Regions from separate parts of the Homo sapiens genome. Here region 2 is linked to region 1. Evidence: chromatin loops called from intact Hi-C (ENCODE). Cell type or tissue: OCI-LY7. All regions are shown on one strand. Region 1 overlaps THADA (THADA armadillo repeat containing). Region 2 has its middle 56 kb from the start of ZFP36L2.

Region 1 (2,500 bases):
GTTGTGAAAGGAAACAACTGACTTGTGAGGTGTGTCACCGGCTGAGGTTAGTTATCCGGTGGATAAGTAACCAACCAAGATATCATTATTACTAGCCTTCTTAAAGTGCCCATTACGTACCCAGAACAGATGAAAAAGGTCCTTCCTTCAGAAAGTTAATATTGGAAGGAACAGGCATATAAACATTTAAACAAAAAGTGACATAATTAAACAAACTAAAACTAAAAGAACCATCACAAGCAACTGCAAATTTAAGACACTAAAGGTTTTGCAAAGCAAACCTAATGGGAGCTGCCAAGAAATATATCTTCATGGGTTAAACAGGGAACAGAAGCCTTGTACACATAATGGTCCATACCGATCTTCAGATTACTAAAATTAAAAGCTCTCACATTCTTCACAGTTAAAAACTTCTCATTCCTATTTCCTTTTTTCTAGAAATCTTATATATTTTGTAATCTTTCCTATCCAAGAGGAATAAATTTATAATGGAGGTTTCCATCATTGTAACTTTGGCAAAAAATTAAAATTGTATAGTATCACTGCCCTATTCTTCCTCCCTCAGATACAACCTAAATGAGGTTTTCTCATTTTCTGATCATTTTCTCCTATACATAGTAAAATGTATATATATTTATATATATATTCAAGAATCACTTCATAAAAAACAAAAAAAAATTTTCTTCAAGTTCAGTTTTAAACATTAATTTTACTTGTTTGATGACTTAATATCATATTTCATTTATACCAGTATTTATCAAGGCCTTATAACATGACCCAACTGTTTTAAACTGTAGCACACTGGAGAATTATTAACAAAATAGACAAAGCTAAGGAGAAACAAATATTAGTGATTTCAAGTTAGTGACAGGAAGAATTTCTTTAAGAACAGGCTAAAAAATAAAAATTATAATCATCCCTCCACAAGAGTAATGTTTTATTTATTTAAAAAATACTCAGTTAAAAAAAAAATTAAAAAGCTCTCTGGTATTGCCTGAACATGCTCAAGGGATTTATACTTACAGCCAGTTACCTTCCTTTTAAATATCTGGTGAATGTTACAGGGTGACAAGAAGCAATTTAAATGATAATTCGGAAATACCATAGTAGGTTTCATTAGAATTATCACTAGTACATCACAAAATGATTTCATATTTTTTTAATTCCTAAGATTTAGTTCCATCACACAAAAATGCATTTCAATAAACATTAGCTTAAAACTTAAATATGAAGCATAATGACTTTTTTAGGGAAGAAGGGAATAGGGCTTTGAATATAACTCTAGATCCTCAAGAGAAAGACCACTGGGCCAAACTGGATCCTAAATAAAGTTAAGGAAGTAATTAAATGTGCAGCAACAGTGACATCTAGTGTTAACAACTGCAAGTCAATTAGATTACCATTAAATCCTCTTAAGTGCTAAAAAACAACTATTCAAAGCTTTTCTTCTTTAAAAACAAACAGATCTTGTGCATTTTTATCTAAAAACTACCCAAAATCAAAATGGTTCCACAGGTTTCTTTTCAGGCATAACAAAAAAGCTGTTTTTTAAAGACAAAAACAAATTAGAGGTTAAACATAAAACTAAAGACCAAAAGTAAAAAGCACTGTTTATTTCTTGTGGTTAACACATATAGGTGCTCCTCTTAGTACAAGAGTTTAATGCAAAGGTAATGTGAGAGATGTTCTAATGAGAGGATCATAAACATTTAAACTTCCACCTATAAAATTAAAGATATTATACAAGCTAGGATAATATATACAAGTAAAGTTAAGACATTTCAGGACTACTTAAAGAAGATGCAATTAAAAAAAAAAAAACAAAAAAAACACTAGCTTTTGCATGGAGAAACAAGCTCTACATTTCACCCCTTGCTACCTTGCTAAATTTTTGTTGCTTTGAAAGGTCCACTTATTAAACAGTTGATATTTTTGCCCAAGGGTTTATAACTTGGCAGCATAGGTTAATTCATTACAGTATTTTTATAGTTTTATGCTCTAGATGAATCTATAACAGTAGGCACAATTTCAAAATTTGTTTTTGGCCAGGACAATATTGTATTTTTTAAAAAAAGTAAAGTTAGCCTTAAATGGAGCTTACCTATTTGTTTTGGAATGTTCATCCTTTGCCCTTTTAACTCCAAAAATTCTTGTGATCAAGGCACTAAAGAGAAGTGTGGATGAATTTCGCACCTAATGTACAAACGAAAACACAATAAGGCTTAAATATTCTTGGCATGAAACCAACGTTTACAATGTTCAAACTAGATAATTCAAAATCATTACCTAACTGGCTAGTGTGAGGCTAAAAAGACAGATTTGTGTTCATAAAATAATTTAAAAAAAAAACTTGACAGTCATCGATTCAATGACTTCAATTGAGCTCTACAACCCAATCACATGCACACAACACAGCCTTTTCCTATATTCCTAATATTACCATCAACAGTTTTCACTAATCTCTGCACTTAGAGCATCAAATAACACTTTTCTAAAAATT
Region 2 (2,500 bases), 310 kb before region 1:
TCCTCTCTGCCCTGCTTGTCCCACACCCTGCTCATTTTTTTTTTCTCTCTCTCTCTCTCTCTCTCACACACACACACACACACACACACTTGCCTTTCAGAACCTGTGAACTATAAATAAGTGCTTTATCACCATAAATGACTTGATCCAGGCTAGGGTCGTGAGGGGCTTGGCTCAGGTTCCTGGGCATGTGGATACCTGCAGAGTGGGTTCCTGAGCACGTGAGGGCACAAGCGTGCAGTCTCGGACAAGGTGGAGTCTCAATGTGTGAGCTTGCTGAGGCCAGGGCAGTGTCTGGGAAGGGAGTGGAGGCATCTTTGTGTCTGTGGGGTTGTGGTGGGAGGGAGGTTTCGGGGGCTGTGAGGCGAGCACAGGCGTGTGTGCTGTCTATGCCCCCAAGGGGACAGGGCGTGGGTGGAGAACGTATTTGTGCCCGAGGTGTGTCCGCAGGGATATCCGTGTGGTGAGTGTGGGAGGAGGGGCGCTGGGCATGGAGGAAGTGTTTCTGTCTGTCTGTGTGTGTGTTGTGGGGGTGGCGGGGATTGGCGGGGGTGGGTTGTGCCTGGCCAGCCAACCTTTACATCTGGTTCTGCAGGATGTGAAAAGGTTTGTGACTGAGGCCAGTGGCACACCCTCCAGTCGGATCAGAGGGTTGGAGATAAACCCAAGTGAGCAAGCATTGGTGGCTGTGGCCGTGTGGTGTCCCATTCCTGGGGGGCTCCAGGAGATAGGGAAGCTCATCTGACTTCCTGAGGGCCTGGCAGCCCCTCCTGCCCTCCTCAAGGTGGTCCATCTGCCACGCCAAGCCCAGCCAGAGAGAAGGGGCACCCGGAGCACAGTGCCTGTGACTCTGCAGGCAGGGCACCGGCGGGCACCCAGGGAGGACCTGCTCTGTTCCCACTCACGAGCCCCTCCCACCTGACGCCGCCCCAGCTAGACTGAGAACCCCAGGAGGCAGGGCTTGACTTTTCTTTCTTCTCCCAGCCTCAGTCTCCCCAGATGTCAAAGGAGGACAATGATCTCTACAGAGAGGGGCTAACTGCACCGGGGTGAGCTTGGCGTCGTGGCTGGCAGGGAACGGAGGCTCCCTTCCTTCACCTCCCAGCCTCCAAAGAAAAGGTTCAGTTGAGGCCTCCTTGGGGGTGGGTGCGGGTCCTTGGGCCATCTCTAGGGGGCGCTGACAGTCAGCCAGCACGTGCCTGCACCTGTCCCTAGTTAAATGAGCAAAAGACAGCTGAAAAAAAGAACCCAGGCAGGCCTTGGGGCAGGGCAGAGGGTCTTGAGGCTAAGTGTGAATGGGGGATGGAAGTTCAGTGGGGCGTGACTGGAGGGTTTGTCTGGGGCATGTGTGACTTCTGTCACCCACTGGCCTAAGAAAGAGCACCAAAGGCCCTTCTGTGAATAAACTCTCAGGCTAACGCAGGCTGGGCTTCATGGAAGGGATGGAAGGGAAGGTAGTCCTTGGATGTTTGGTTGAGGCCCCACTCCTCCTGGGATGGTGGAAGGAGGGCAATGAGGCATCAATGGGGTTTCCTTCTTTCCCTCTCCTTTGCGAGCCTCACCAAGGCAGGCCTGCCACCTGGAGCCCCTCAAGGAGATGAGAATCCACAGTCCCCGTGCCAGGAGGTGGCAGCAGGCAGAGTGATGGGCCCTGGAGGGAGGGCTCACTTGGGGCACTCTCGCCTTTTAAAGGCGGCTGCTTTCTCCTGGGATTACCCCCATGATTTGGGGTCCCTGGGGGCAATGCCATGGCCTCCATGCAACCAGGCCTCCTGAGTGGCTGCATTGCTGGCAGGGAGGTAGCTCTAAGGTCAATTCTGAACCTGCCTCCCTCCAGCACTGCCCATCCATAAAGGGCATCTGTGCCCAGGCAACACCCACCCACCTGGGGCTTGGGGAGCCGGGGCTGCTGCAAACACAGTGCCGCAGTGAAAGTGGGACAAACGCGCCTGTGTGCATCCTGGCCGAGGTGCCGGAGGAAGCGTGGTCGGGGCAGAAGTGTTAATGGGCCTCCTTCCTGCCGTGCCCTGCCCGTGCCAGCTCCTCGGTGCTCATCCCGGCTCCCTGAAATGCTCGCTTCCACTCAGGGCCAGCGCACTCCCTCCACGTCCCTGGCCGCAGATCTGTCCTGCTTTGACAAATAACCCGCTCAGCCTTCGGGTTTATGGTTTTTCCGTGCGCCTTCCTTCATGTGGTTGGGAACCAAGCTCTGGTCTCCAGAGCTGTGTGGGGCTGGGAATGGCGCCTGGACCTGCAGGGCTCCCCAAGCAACAGTGCAGGGGGACTGGAATCCTGCTCTCAGGGAGACAGGGCCCATCAGGGAACCACGTAGGAGGGCCAGCGCCGCATGCTAAAGGGGCATAGGCAAGGGAAGGGGTCTGCAGGGACAGTCTGCAGGAGCCAGGAGGGCTTCCTGAAGGAGGCTGAGCTTGAAGGATGGAGGGGCCAAAGGAGACCATTCCAAAAGCAGACAGCACCAGCCCACAGGATGGTGAGCAGC

What was found. A loop is a pair of places that touch in the nucleus more often than their neighbours do. Peaks named below come from ENCODE experiments on the same cell type or tissue, not always from the same donor. Only the 100,000 strongest peaks of a DNase experiment are listed, where the experiment ranks them.
Region 2: a loop joins it to region 1, with 13 times the contacts of the local background. A loop is called at or near these places in 3 of 110 quality-filtered maps.

What each region holds. Positions count from the first base shown.
Region 1 is chr2:43,483,133-43,485,632 of GRCh38, forward strand. THADA (THADA armadillo repeat containing) reads right to left here. Exons shown (of 38, transcript NM_022065.5): 26 at 2,102-2,193. Among named protein-coding and RNA genes, the nearest start is that of THADA, 110 kb to the right of the region's middle. In OCI-LY7, CTCF peaks have their summits at 1,363 (motif pointing left) and 1,566; a DNase peak (open chromatin) is centred at 1,339.
Region 2 is chr2:43,168,958-43,171,457 of GRCh38, forward strand. No RefSeq gene overlaps it. Among named protein-coding and RNA genes, the nearest start is that of ZFP36L2, 56 kb to the right of the region's middle. RefSeq lists a silencer at 510-569 and enhancers at 673-1,318, 993-1,287, 1,494-2,179. In OCI-LY7, CTCF peaks have their summits at 185, 1,172 (motif pointing right) and 1,378; DNase peaks (open chromatin) are centred at 224, 584 and 1,194.